2 separate regions of the Mus musculus genome follow, and region 2 is linked to region 1. A link is a contact called in ENCODE Hi-C or POLR2A ChIA-PET data. All regions are on one chromosome and are shown on one strand. The core of a region is the stretch at or near the end of the contact, and the rest is flanking DNA. Distances in the headings are between cores, read along the strand shown. Region 1 holds the start of Hlcs (holocarboxylase synthetase (biotin- [propriony-Coenzyme A-carboxylase (ATP-hydrolysing)] ligase)). Region 2 holds the start of Ripply3 (ripply transcriptional repressor 3).

Region 1 (6,610 bases), core at 1,582-4,081:
CCCCTTGAACCATATATTTTATATTTTTCCTTTCTCAGCTTGCTACACTTGTTTAAAACACTCTTCATGAGACTTAACCAGAGAACAAAGTCTATGATTGGCATTTCTGAGACTTCCTTTGTCAATGCAATTAATCTGAGTCTCTTCACCTTTGCTTCAGGCAAACTCTTTAGACAAGGGCAAAAAGCAGCCATGTTTTTCACCAAAATTCCACCAATCTCTAGACCACATACTGAAATTCTTTTCCACTGAACCCTCTTGGGCCAGGTCTGCACATTTCAAATCACTCACAGTAACAAAGTTTTCCATATTCCTACTAGCATGGCCCATTAAGCCTCACTTAAAACATTCCATGGCTTTCCAAATCCAAAGTCCTCAAATCCACATTCTTCCAAACAAAAAAACGGTCAGGCCTATCATAGCAATACCTCAGTCCCTGGTACCAACTTCTCCCTTAGAGTTTTACTGCTGTGAACAGACACCATGACCAAGGCACTCTTATAGGGACAAAATTTAATTGGGGCTGGCTTACAGGTTCAGAGGTTCAATTCAGTATCATCAAAGTGGGAACATGGCAGCATCCGGGCAGGCATGGTGCAGGAGGAGCTGAGAGTTCTACATCTTCATCTGAAGGCTGCTAGCAGAATACTTGCTCCCTGACAGTTAGGACAAGAGTATTAAAGCCCATACCCACAGTGACTCACCACTCCAACAAGGCCACACCTCCATTCCGTGAGCCAAGCATATACGAGCCATCACATATATACACATTTAAAAATAAAAGTAAGTCAGTATGGAGATCTAGCTCAGTGGTAGCATGGCACTGTGGGCTGTGCCATCCCTGGGTACTGCACAGTATAATAAAGATAAAGTAAGCCATGGTAAGTAAGCCAGGAAGCGTGGCTTCTCTGTCAGTCTCCTGCCTTGGCTTCCAAGATGTAGGCTAAAGCAGCTCCAACCCCAGGTTTGCTTTCATCGGTGTTTTCATAACAGCCATAGAAAGAAAACTAGAACAGTGTCCTAATTAGGTTCACTGTGGCCAAGATGCAACATCCCAGGCAACAGCAAGCCGGGGAGGAAGAGGATATTTGGCTCGCACTTCCACATCACAGTCCATCATTGAAGGACGTAGGGACAGGAGCTCAAGCAGGACAGGGACCACAGGGCAGGAGCTGATACAGAGGCCACGGTGGAGCGCTGCTTAGTAAGGCTTGCTTAGCTTACTTATAGAATCCAGGGCTAATTTGTGTTTGTGGGTCGCCAAAACAAGAGGAACTGTATTAAAGGGTCACAGTATTAGGAAGGTTGAGAACCACTACAAACACAGCCCAGTCGTATGAAGGCACTTTCTCAGTTGAGCTTCCCTCCTCTCCAGTGACTCCAGCTTGTGCCAAGTTGACATAACACTATCCAAACGAACACTACTTGGTAGTAATTAGTGCCTTGCAGGGAGCCACTTCCACTAGGGAAAGCTGACTGCCTTCCCCTCAATACAGCCCGCCCTCCCGTCCTCAGTGACATGTACCTTCCTCATGAGCCCAGTCATTTCTTCCTGGACCCTCCTGCTAAATCTGTTGTTGCTACACCATCTGACCACAAGGCTGAGGTTCTGTGAGTGGACTTCTTTTTTCTTTTCCAGACACAGTTTCTTTGTGTAGCCCCAGCTGTCCTGGAACTCACTCTATAGACCAGTCTGGCCTCGAACACAGAGATTAGCTTGCCTCTGCCTCCCAAGCGCTGGAACTAAAGGCATGCGCCACCACTGCAGAGTGAGTGGCCATTTGAGATGAGCAGATCCATGGCCAGTGTACCTGACTGTTGTTAACACATTATGCTGCTTGTTTGCAGTTCGGGAGCAAGGGTCAGGGCAGCAAGCAACTACAAATTGTTTGTTCAGAGTTATTGTGGATGGGAGGCTCTGGGGAAGAAAGCTGCTGTTTTTAATTGCTGGGAGAATTTTGCTTCCCCTGGGACAGGCCCTCTGGGAATCATAACTGATGTTCCCTCCTTCCACTGGGCTCAGGATGCCCACAGTTAAACCGGTAACAGACATGTAGTGGGAATACCTCGGGTTTTTTTTTTTTTTTTTTTTTTTTTTTTTTTTTTTGTGTGTGTGTGTGTTCTTCATATGAATCCATGTAATTTACCCAATAGCACTTTTTGAAGGTTTAGCATGATCTAATAAAACAGCTTCACCTGATTTACCAACTGGGTCGGGTAGAGGCCGTCAGTCTTGTCAGTTCTCTGATTTGTAATGTGTTGATAGTTCGCAAATACTGGCTGTTGATATAAACTTAGGCCCAGTGCCTCACTCATCCCCACCCTCAAGGAATGGAGGCTGAACTTTGACTTGATCAGGCTATCCACCTCCCTCACCCTCTCTGCTCCCTCCCCCCCAATACTTTCCCAGCCCCTCACTACTCTGCCCCTGTCCCTGTATGTCCCTAGCACAGCCCCTCTCACCTCCCCAGTTCACTCTAGTTCTGCAGCCCAGGTCTCTCCATCTCCAGAGCACACCTTCAATCTCCTGGCTCACCTTTCCCCCAGCCCCTCTTGGAAAAGCCAGCCTCCTGAGACCAGACAGTGACCTCTCTTCCAATGCCATCTTCAGTCCTGCCTGCCCTTTCCATTCCTGTAGCCTCTCTTTACCCGAGGCACCCTCTCCATGGTCCTGGCGCCCCCAGATGCTACCCAGCCTGCTGCATCCTTCCACCTCTAGCGCATCCCTCTCCTGCATCCTTCCTTGCCCCGCACACCCGCTCCGCCCTCAGCCCCCCTCCTGCAGCGCACGCGCACTCCACACTCCCGAAGCCTCGCTTCCGGCCGGGGCGGGGCCTGGCGCGAGCCGGGCGCGGGCGCCGGCCATGCTCATCACGCTGTGCTACCTGTACCTGTGGGCGCGCTGGGGGCGCCGGCCGGCCGCGCTGGTGCTGTCCACGGTGCGGCGGCTGCGTGCTTCGCGCTGCTCCTTCACCTTCTGCCGCGCGGCCGCGCAGCCCAGGGACGCGCGCGTGTGCCTGAGCCAGGGCGGCCGCGTCTTCTGCGTCGGCGAGAGCCAGGTGGGCGGCGGGCGGGGTCGCCGCGTGGACGGGGCTCGGCTGCAGCTCGGCTCGCACAGCCCACGCGTGCACGGGAGCCCGGGAAGCCCTGCTGTGACCTGTGGGCCGCGGGCCAGCTGCCCCTCCCTGGTGTCTCCGGTCCTGCAGCTGCAGCAGGCACATCCCGGACATCCCTCGTGGCACCTAGTGTTCCCGTGGGCTAGCTTCTGGTCCTGTCGGAGGGTGATGGCCGCTGCCCCTCACTGGGAAGGGGGCACTCTGGCCGTTTGCACAGGTCGGCTGCAGGCAAGGGACCTGACTTCACAGTGCACTTCCTACCATACACTTCTGGACACACTTGTTTCCGTGAACACCATTCAGTGTTTTGCTTTTCAGCCGTCTCTGCCCTTTCCGCTTCCTTCTGGAAATCTGCCTCACTTTCAGCACTAAACTGAGAGTTTTTTTTCCCCCGTAGATGTCAAACCCTAACACCGATACGAGAATCATAATCTTACTTCAGGGTGAATATTTTTGTCAAGCTGCTTAGTAATGAGGATGGAATCGTGCTTCTAGGGAACTAACAAAGAAAGCACTCTAAGAAACACCGTGTGGGGATTGAGGATGGTTCAGTGGTTAAGGACACTTGTTGCTCTTGCAGAGCATCCATGTCTAGTTAGTTCCAAGTCCCCACATGGTGGCTCCTAACCATCTGTGACTCCAGTTCCAGAGAGTCCAAGGAATGCAGATGGCGCACGTACACACGTGGGGGCGGGACAGCTGTACACATAAAATTAAATGAATCTAAAGAAGAATACAGTGTGAATTACACACCGAGATCTCTCAGGCTTCCCAAGCTTACAGCTGTAGGAATAGACATGACTAGTACCACCTGGCGCAAGGAAGGTGCAGTGCACACAGATCTGCCCCTCTTAGAATATCTGGGCTCAGTTCTCTTAAACCATTTAAGAGACATCACAAAGAATAATCACCAATGGTGGACTTTTCCACTGTGGCAGTCTCTAAGCTGATTATTTAAAACAAAGCCTTTATTTAAAACAAAGTCTTTGAGGTTTATATCAGAGTAGAGAATTTGCCAAAGATAATTTCTTCGATACTTTGAACATGTTCATGACCTTGGTTTTCTAACTATGCTAACTCAGTTACTTGGCTCTTCCCTGCTTCAGAACCCCAAGTAGGGCACAGCCTTATGGGTATCTGTGCCTCATTGCACTCCTGCTTGTCCCTCAACCCTAGCTTTGCCCACACATCCTTACTGTGTCTTTCTAGATTCAGGGCTGTGACTCTTCTGCTCTGGGTGTCCCTTGATTTTAGTAGACTAAAACCTTTTAAAATCAAATTACAATCCTTCCAGAAATCTGAAAATGATTGAAGTAGATTTTCAAGGTTGCTAGCACACCTAAAATAAGATATGAACACCTGAGGAATGCTCAGTCCCCAGTATAAACGTGGTATTTGCATTCGGTGTGGGTCCTCCTGTGTTTGAGTCATCTCTTGGTTACTTCAATACCTGATGCAGGGCAAAAGCTGTAAATGGTTATCATAGAGTGTGGTTTGGGGGTCAATGACAAGAACAAAAGTAAAATTATTTGTACAGATAATTATTTTTTTGTTTGAACCCAGGGATGTAAAACTCACAGGTAAAAATGGCCAGACACATCTTATTGGCTAACCTCTAAACCACTCTTAAAAACTCCGATGAATTCCTGACTGGGTGCATATTTCCTTTAAAGCATGTCTGTTGGCATGTCTGCATGTGGGAAAGGTTCTCTCCTGAAGTAGCTCCAGTTTCTGGGTTTGACAATTGTGTGACTTTCAGAAGTGCCAGGCACATAACTCACCGTGAAACATCCTTCCTCCCAGGTGTGATTTGGGAAGCTCACACACGTTAGGCTGTAAGGAGTAATGGTCAGAATGACTGCGGTGAAAACAAATATCTAGACTTTGACACTCTTGTGAACCAGACCCTGGACCATATGGGTGTTTAAACAGCACAGTCAGATAAGAAGCAAGGGTTGCAGGAGCCTCCAGCAGCCGGAGAAGGAGCCAGGGGAGGGCACGCCAGGCATGCTGCCCCACGCTGCCCCACGTGACACATATGGGAGTTGACACTGACTCCTTTTCTTTCCTTATTCGTAGTCTGTTGATGACTTGAACAAATGGGCCCTGTTTCTCGTGTCTCCCTTCATACTTGAGGCAGAACATATAGCATTTGTGACAGAGAGCATTTGGATACAAGGTACCAGTTTACAAGAGCCATCATCTTCAGAAACCGTGAGTGGCATGTCCTACTGTGTGTCTTTTTTTTTTTTTTTTAAAGAATTATTTATTTTATGTAAATGAGTTCACTGTAGCTGTCTTCAGACACACCAGAAGAGGGCGTCAGATCTCATTACAGATGGTTGTGAGCCACCACGTGGTTGCTGGGAATTGAACTCAGGACCTCTGGAAGGGCAGTAAAAGCTCTTAACCACTGATCCCCTACTTGTGTATCTTAAGGATGTGTCTTAGTCCAAACCCAAGTGGGTTTTTGTTTGTTACTATTATTATATTGTTATTATTATTTTGTGGTCTGTTTGTTTATTTTTTAATAAGTGATCTTTCCTGGACTTTCTGTATAACTTTCCTTCTTTTGGGATATATTGGGTTATATAAAATGTACTAGTAAAATTGCTCTCATCTGTTTGTCTGTGCATGTACATGTGTTTGTGTGAGTGTGTTTATGTGTGTGTGTTTGTACGTATGGGTGGATATGGAGGCCAGGGGACCACCTTAGGTATCTTCGGTTTCTCTGCCTTGTTTTTGAGACAGTCTGGTTCTGGGACCTGGGGCTCACCCATCCGCTAGTCCCCACCATCCCAGAGTGTTTGAAGGATCACCACTCCTGGCATGGTGTGGTGCGAGGGTTTATACTGAGGTCCTCGTGCAAACATGGGGAGCACTTTACAGATGGAGCCACTTCCCCGTCCCTCTTTTTTTCTTTGTATAATTTTCTTCCGTTTACACGTATTGGTTGGTTGATGGATTGTGTATAGATGTGTGCACATGGAGGTTTGTGTGCACATGGAGGTTTGTGTGCACATGGAGGGTAGCACCCAAAGGTCAACTGCCGCAAGTCAGTTCTCTTCCTCCATGCTGGGCCTGTGTCCGTGTTAGGTTGTCAGCACTGGCATTCGAGCTCCTTCACCTACTGAGCCATCTTGCAGTGTGTTTGGGCAATAGAGTCCCTCTCGTGTTCTGTCCCAGGTGGACTGGCCCATCCCTGTAATCTTTTCCTTTCCCTGGCACCCCAAGTAGCTGGCTTATATAACTACCTGCTTCCTCCTTTACTGGAGCATGCTAAAAAAACACTTGAAACTCTGTCACAGCTCCAAAACTTGTATGTAAGGAGAGACAGACAGACAGACAGACACACACACACACACACACACACACACAGAGGGATAGGTTGTCTGGAGCATGCTGAAAATGCTTCAAACTCAGTCACAGGTCCAAAACTTGTTTGTAAGGAAGAGAGACAGGGCTGGAGAGATGGCTCAGTAGTTAAGAGCACT
Region 2 (6,800 bases), core at 713-3,212, 38 kb before region 1:
TTAAGGACTCTAAGGACTTTAAGTCTGAGTGGAATGAGATAGAAAGAGTTCTCTTCAGTCACTTAGAAATTTGGAGCAGGGATTATCAGGACTGAAACAAAACCATGTAGCAGACTCTAGCTGCCCTCCTGTTTGCTCCGTTCTTTAAGCTTCTATAAATGCTAACTGAATTAAAGCACTCAGTATTCAAAGAAAATAACTTAAATGTAAAAGAATAATAGAGGAGTAATTTCCCACAGTTAACTTTTCATATCACATCTATCTGTACATTAAGCTGTATCCCACAGGTGTTGTGTAAGTGAGATGCATGGCCCTTCCTAAGCTACCTCCACTGTTTTAAAGGTCCATTTATATTTGAGAATATAGCAAATGTAAGCAAAACATTCGCTTAATAAGTCAAAAGCAATTAACCGGCAAGGCAAAGATAAAGGGATAGCTGTGGCAATTAATCTTTGCTGACAAAGCCCGGTGCTTGAGTGTATTTGCACAGAGAACAGAAGATCCTGCAAGAGTTCTTGCAGACAGGGCCAGACAAGGGTGGGAGCTTTTAACTGCACTGTCTGGGCACCTGAGGTGGATGGAGGTCTGCCTGCTTTGCAGTGTGGTACATAATCAGCTTTTCTCTAAGGGGGCTGGGCTTTGCCCCTCCCTCCCCCATGCTCTGGTTTATAGAAGAACCCTCCTCTCCCACCGCTGCATGTAATTACCATGCAAAGCCCATGTCCTCAGCTGTTTGCTTTTCAAGGACGGAGGAGCAATCGCGAGCCCAGTGGGCCCATTAGCACCTCCGTTCACTCTGGGCTCTACCCACCAGACCTTCAGGAACTTACTTGTGGGTTAGGCCAAGCTAAGCACGAGAGAGGAGTCCTTCCCCCGGGTTTTGGTTTTGTTTTCAAAGTTATTATAGACGTGGTGCCGCTTTCTGGATTGACTATTGCCTACAACAGTCACATTTAGCTTACCGGACGTTCAGTTCTGGTCAGTTCAGCATCTCCGGGGGGAGGCGACATCCACGGTCTCCACGGGGCTGGAATGGAACTGGAAACAAGCACCAGGAGAGACTGAACTCCTGGCGTTTCTGCCGCCCCGCCCCCCCAAAGGTTACTATGAGGTTGATACCATAGTGTCTGTTTGACAAAGAGTCCCTGCACACACCATGATCCCTTAAGGTCTGTCTGCCGATGGGCCAGTCAGTACTTTACCTGTTCCTGCCTCCTGAAGAATTCTCCGGGCTCTGCTTCCTAGTACACTCTGAGATGGGAAGCCCCAAATCTAACCTATTATTAGGGCGCGTGTGAGTGGAGATTATTTTTTCTCCTAGCAAATCTCTCATTGATACCTCAAATTTTTCTAATACAGATGGTTGGTTTCAAGTACACCACCTCTGCTGCTGGAGACTCCTTAGACTACTATGCCAAAGGCGTTTCTGCATCGCCAAACTGCTCCGCTTCCTACCTACCCAGCTAATCTGATTTCCTTAAACTTCACAGCTTTAAAGATAGCGATGTCCCTGGATGGGCAAACACCGATCCCCAGCGTAGGGCAGGAGACTGTCACTTTGTGATAGACCGCAGGATCCTTTTATAAATTTCTTATGGGGCCCCCAGCCTTCAGTATTTTCCAGCTGGATCAATTTCAGATCCTCAATACACGCAAGTGTTGCCCATTTCCTTGCCAGATATCCGCGGGGTCCCTGCACTTCAGACAGGAGTTTGCAGTAGTCGATCTCAGGTTAAGGAGCTCAGTGTCTGGGTGCACCTCCACCGGGGCCACAGGACACCCTCACCTTTCGGGCCCGCGTGGCAGCGGTAGCCTCCCGGGATCATCCCCCGGACAGTGGCAGAGGCGTCCCCGCGCCTCCCGGACTCCGGCCGCCTCCGGTCTCATGGTGCGGGTGTCGCGCGAATCTCTCAGCCCGACGGCGCCTGGTCCCCCTGGCTGAACGCGCTCACCTACCCGCTCACTCGGCGCCAGGTTTAAAAACTGGGGCGGGGCGGGGAGGGGACTCGGGGAAACTGCGCCCCGTGGGGAGGGGGAGGGCAAGGGACCTCGGGAAGGGACGGAGGAAGCAGAGGGTGGAGACCAGAAAGGCTCAAGGAAGAGAGCAGGGTCGGGACGGCGGGGAGGGGTGTGTGTCCAGAGTGGAGAAAGGACAAAAGAAAACCAGGAGGGTCACTGGCGGAGCGGGAAGCGCAGGGCGGGACAGACGGCCTACAGGGCCTCCGAGATGACGGGTGGCGGCTGCGCGTCCCGGGGAACAATTTTCCCCACTGCTGAGCAACTCCTGGGGCCGCTGCCCTCGGGGCTCTGATCCCTAAAAGCATGAAGCCCCACCCCGCACCCCAGTTCTCCCAGAGTTTCCCTTTCAGCACTGTGAGAGGTGGTGAGTGTGGGGCACAGAGTCCTCGCTACACCGAGGGTCAGGACAGCTCCACGAGTGGGTGACAGCTGGGTTTACGAAGCCAGGCGAGGGTTTAGGCGCAACCTCCGCACCGACGAAAGCCTTAAGATGGGGGAGGGGTGCTTCCTGTTAGGGGTCACCAGTCAGGACCCCGGGTACCCCTTTGCCCAATAACCTGTTCTCCAGTGCCAGGTGACTGCATGTGAACACTGTAGCTTGGTCTGTGTCATTTAAATTAAGTGACTCGGGTTTTAAAAACCGAGAGGGGTGGGGAATAAAATGTTTTCGAATGGTTTATTTAAGATCTGGGGAATATTTAACACCAATTAAGGGCAAATAGGAAAGAGGGAGTATTTACAAATTTTATTTACAGTATTAAAAGCCCTGAATATAAAGCAGGAAGCTGGGAGTGAGCAAACAATGTGAACTCACGAACACAGTTAAGGTGTCAGTGGTTTCTTGTTGTTTTAATAAAAAAACACCTAGATGTGGGTGCCTTTTAAAGAACTTTGATAACGTGTATCTGTGAGCCCAAAGAATGAAAAGGTATCTAGTGACAGCCAAGTGTTCCCAATAGTATGTAAAGGATGGGGGTATGTTATATAGCTGATAAAAACACACTCATGTTGAGCCATCACTCAGGAGGCAGAGGCAAGGGGATCTCTGTGAGTTCAAGGCCAGCCTGGTCTACAGAGTGAGTTCCAGGACAGTCTAAGGATGCACAGAGAAACCCTGTCTCAGAAACTTAAATAAATAAATAAATAAATTTGTGCAGGTCTCTTTTCTCTCCTAGTCCTGTGTCTGAAATCCAGGAACTCTACGGAGTCCTGAACACTATGGAAAATTAGATAAAAGGTTATTTTTAGATCATTTTATCTTATGTGTGTTTTACCTGCATGCAGGTCTGCCCACCATGTTACCTTTCCATCCTCTGGAACTGGAGTTACAGACGGTTGTGAGCCACCATATGGCCGTTGAGAACCAAATCTGAGTCCTCTGCAAGAGCAACAAGTGCCCTTAACCATTGAGCTGTGTCTCCAGCCCCTAGATACAAGGTTTAGAAAGAGGAGCTGCTTAGGGTAACTTTGTTTTTACATTTGTTTGTTTGTTTGTTTGCTTATGTGTATGGGCAAGACATGTGGGGGCCAGAAGACATCTTGTGGGGGGCTGCTCTTTCTGTCTCCCAGGTGGATTCTGGGATGAAGCTCAGCATTTCTTGGCTTCTTTATCTGATGAGTTATCTTACTGACCCAGCTTTAAGGATTTTTAAAATGTTTTCTAAATTTTCAACAATGAACGTATTGCTTTTTTTACTGTTGCAAAATAGAATTCAAACTTACCATTTTAATCGTTTTCAAATCTACACTTAAGTGAGTGAGATAAAGCACTCACATCCCCTTCCCATACCCACTTCATCCCAGATGCTTTTTTGTTTGTTTGTTTGTTTGTATTTTTTTGGTTTTTCGAGACAGGGTTTCTCTGTGTAGCCCCAGCTGTCCTGGAACTCACTTTGTAGACCAGGCTGGCCTCGAACTCAGAAATCTGCCTGCCTCTGCCTCCCGAGTGCTGGGATTAAAGGCATGCACCACCACCGCCTGGCTCCCCAGAAGGTTTTGATCCCACACTGAAGCTGCCCCTGCTTTGGACCTAGATTCCCCTCCCCCACCCTGGGTAACCACTACTCTAATTTCTGTATCTATAAAAGTAACTGTTGTGTTCCTTTGTGAAGTATATAATGTTATCATCCTCATTCCAAGCCTACAAATTAGGCATTATCTTCAGTCTGCAGATTAAGAAACCATATCTTGTTCCTGGGTAGGAGAGATGGCTCAGTGGTTCAGAGCCTGTAACTGATCCTGCAGAGGACTGGGGTTCAAGTACTCATATTAGGTGTTTCTCGACAAGCTGTAACTTAAGGGAATCTAACGCTCTCTCATGTGGGCACCAGCATTCATGGGCACATACCTGCATGTTGTGCCAGGAAGCATTTGTGAGCCCCAAAAGACTACCAAGGAGCTGACTCTGATGTAATTGCATTAGGGTCTGTTTATTACAACTTGAGCTTGGGCACTCTGTCAACCCTGAGACAGCAGGACGGGAAGGTAGAGCAGCCCCGAGCCCTCACCAGGATAAGGTTTTATAGGGAATGACAAGCAAACAAGGGGGGTTAAGCCAACAGGTGGGTGCTTTGAAGCAAAACCACGAACAATCACAAATGGGCTGAAAGTACATTTGAAACAATCAGACTAATCTTTGATTGACTGTTGCTAGGAAGTAGCTCGGGAGTAACCCTTGGGGTATGAGCCAAGGATAAGCCATGGGGTCCTTCCTGGTACTTGGGAGTGGCTTGCGTTCAGCTGTAGGACAAATTTTCAGACTCTTTCTTTTAAGATGGAGGCCGGTTCCAAGATGGAGTAGGTTTGGTCTCCCATGCTCTCTAGACACACGGGCAAACATAGTTTTAAAAGTAGAAGAAGCTGGTATTCAGAAAGATTAAGTAACCAGAAAATTAAATAATTTCGAAAGATTAAAAAAAAATAACAGCACCAGAAATAAATGCAAAAGCAAAAAGCTCCAGCACAGAGCATGGGCACAGTGGCCAGCGCTCAAGTACAGTAGCCAGCACATGAGCACAGTGGCCAGTGCATGCATACAGTGACCAGCACACGTGTACAGGGACCAGCGCATATGTACAGTGGCCAGCACATGAGCGCAGTCGTCAGCTCATATGCACAGTGGCCAACGTGCGAGCATAGTGGCCAGCGCATGTATACAGCAGCCAGCCCATGTGTACAGTGACCAGCCCGCAAGTACAGCAGCCAGTGCAAGTGCACCGTGGTCAGCATGCGAGCACAGTGGCCAGCTCATGTGCACAGTGGCATGCTGTCTTTCATCTTCTGTCTTTATTTTTTATTTTTTTAACTTATGCTTAGAGAAATGTACAATCTCCATGGTTAAAACTTGGACAGTTTGGGTAACAGAACATCTGCTTATAGTTCAAAGTGTAAAAAATAAATATCCACAAGCTTCTAGTTATGTCAATATATGTTTAATAAATGAAATTTTGAAAACTGTGACAGGTAGATAAGACACCATAACAGATAAGGTCCAAGTGTTCAAGTCCTTTCTGCAGCTCATTCTCCCTCAAATTCAACTTCTGTGTGCGTTAGATGTTTTATTTAATGCAGAGAGCAACTCTGCAGGGCCAGGCTTACATGGATGAACAAAGGGTGGCTTTACCCACTGAGTCATCTAGGCGGCCCAACTGTGTGTGCTTCTCTGTTTGTTCTTGATACAGGATCTCTCTAAATAGCTCTGGCTGACCTGGACCAGGCTAGCCTCAAACTCACAGAGATCTGCCTGCCTCTGCCTCCCAAATGCTGGGATATAATTACATCATTACCCCTTCCCTTTTCTCCCTTCACATTCTCCCATGTACTGTACCACCCTTTCCTTTCTTTCAAATTCATGGCTTCTTTTTCCTTAATTGTTCACACACACACATACACATACACACACACACACACACACACACACACACACATCACACACACAAACACACACACACACACACACACACACACACACACTCAACCTGCTTAATATGTGTAGATGTTATTTGTAGGTATGTTTTCAGGGCTGACCATTTGGTATTGGATAGCCAATTGGTGTGCTCTTCTGTATTTAGATCCTGTGAAATACTCCAACAAATTACAGCAAAAGAAATGATCTACAATAAAAGCCATTGAGAATATAAAGTTTTTTTTGTGTGTTGCCGAGAATTCGAGTATAATAAGTTCTCAAACTTCTGAGTCCAGGGCAGATCTCTACGGGAGAAGAAGTCATTTGGCAGAAGAGAGGGAAAGCCCACAGGTACCAGTCCCACCTCAGGTGACGAACTAGGAAAGAAACAGAGATCCTATTTCGAGCTCTTGTCTTTAATTAAAAACTCTTTTTCAGACACTGACTAGGGTGAGTTCTAAGAGACAAAGAGTAAAATTGCCCGCTGCCATCGAAGGGTTTCCGGCAGATCTCTGAGGAGGGCAGCGAAGCCAAAACATCTAAGAGGGTGGAGTATTTTTACATAAACAGTGGGGAAGACAAGCAGGGAAGTGATCATTTCCTTTCCTTCTGTTTGGTTCAGCCTTACTTCCTGCTATCTGCTCTCAGCCTTGCACAGCCCTGGAAGCCATTATTCCTAGGCTTGTTACTCTCTCTCTCTCTCTTTTTTCCCCCTTTCTTTCATGGTTGAGAATCAAACTGGAGGTCTGCTCAAGCAACTGCTCTACCAATGAGTGACACCCTGAGTTCAAGATTTAAAATAAAATTTAACTACTTTCATGTCACTGTGCCAGGGTGTTCACTTGTGTGGAGGTAGATGGCAGCCTCTGAGAGTCAG

The links. A loop is a pair of places that touch in the nucleus more often than their neighbours do. ChIA-PET counts read pairs that join two places held with the same protein, here RNA polymerase II (POLR2A).
Region 2: a map of heart shows a loop between it and region 1 (1.9-fold over the local background). The contact joins the promoter of Ripply3 here to the promoter of Hlcs in region 1. A Hi-C loop is called at or near these places in 5 of 37 maps with a recorded cell type or tissue (gastrocnemius, heart and left cerebral cortex). POLR2A ChIA-PET finds 5 or more read pairs at or near these places in 3 of 5 experiments (Patski and embryonic stem cell).

What each region holds. Positions count from the first base shown.
Region 1 is chr16:94,286,512-94,293,121 of GRCm38, reverse strand. It overlaps Hlcs (holocarboxylase synthetase (biotin- [propriony-Coenzyme A-carboxylase (ATP-hydrolysing)] ligase)), which reads left to right and starts at 2,831. Exons shown (of 11, transcript NM_001360045.1): 1 at 2,831-3,059; 2 at 5,196-5,330. The coding sequence starts at 2,865.
Region 2 is chr16:94,323,584-94,330,383 of GRCm38, reverse strand. Ripply3 (ripply transcriptional repressor 3) reads right to left here and starts at 1,962. Exons shown (of 4, transcript NM_133229.2): 1 at 1,787-1,962; 2 at 963-1,038. The coding sequence starts at 1,887.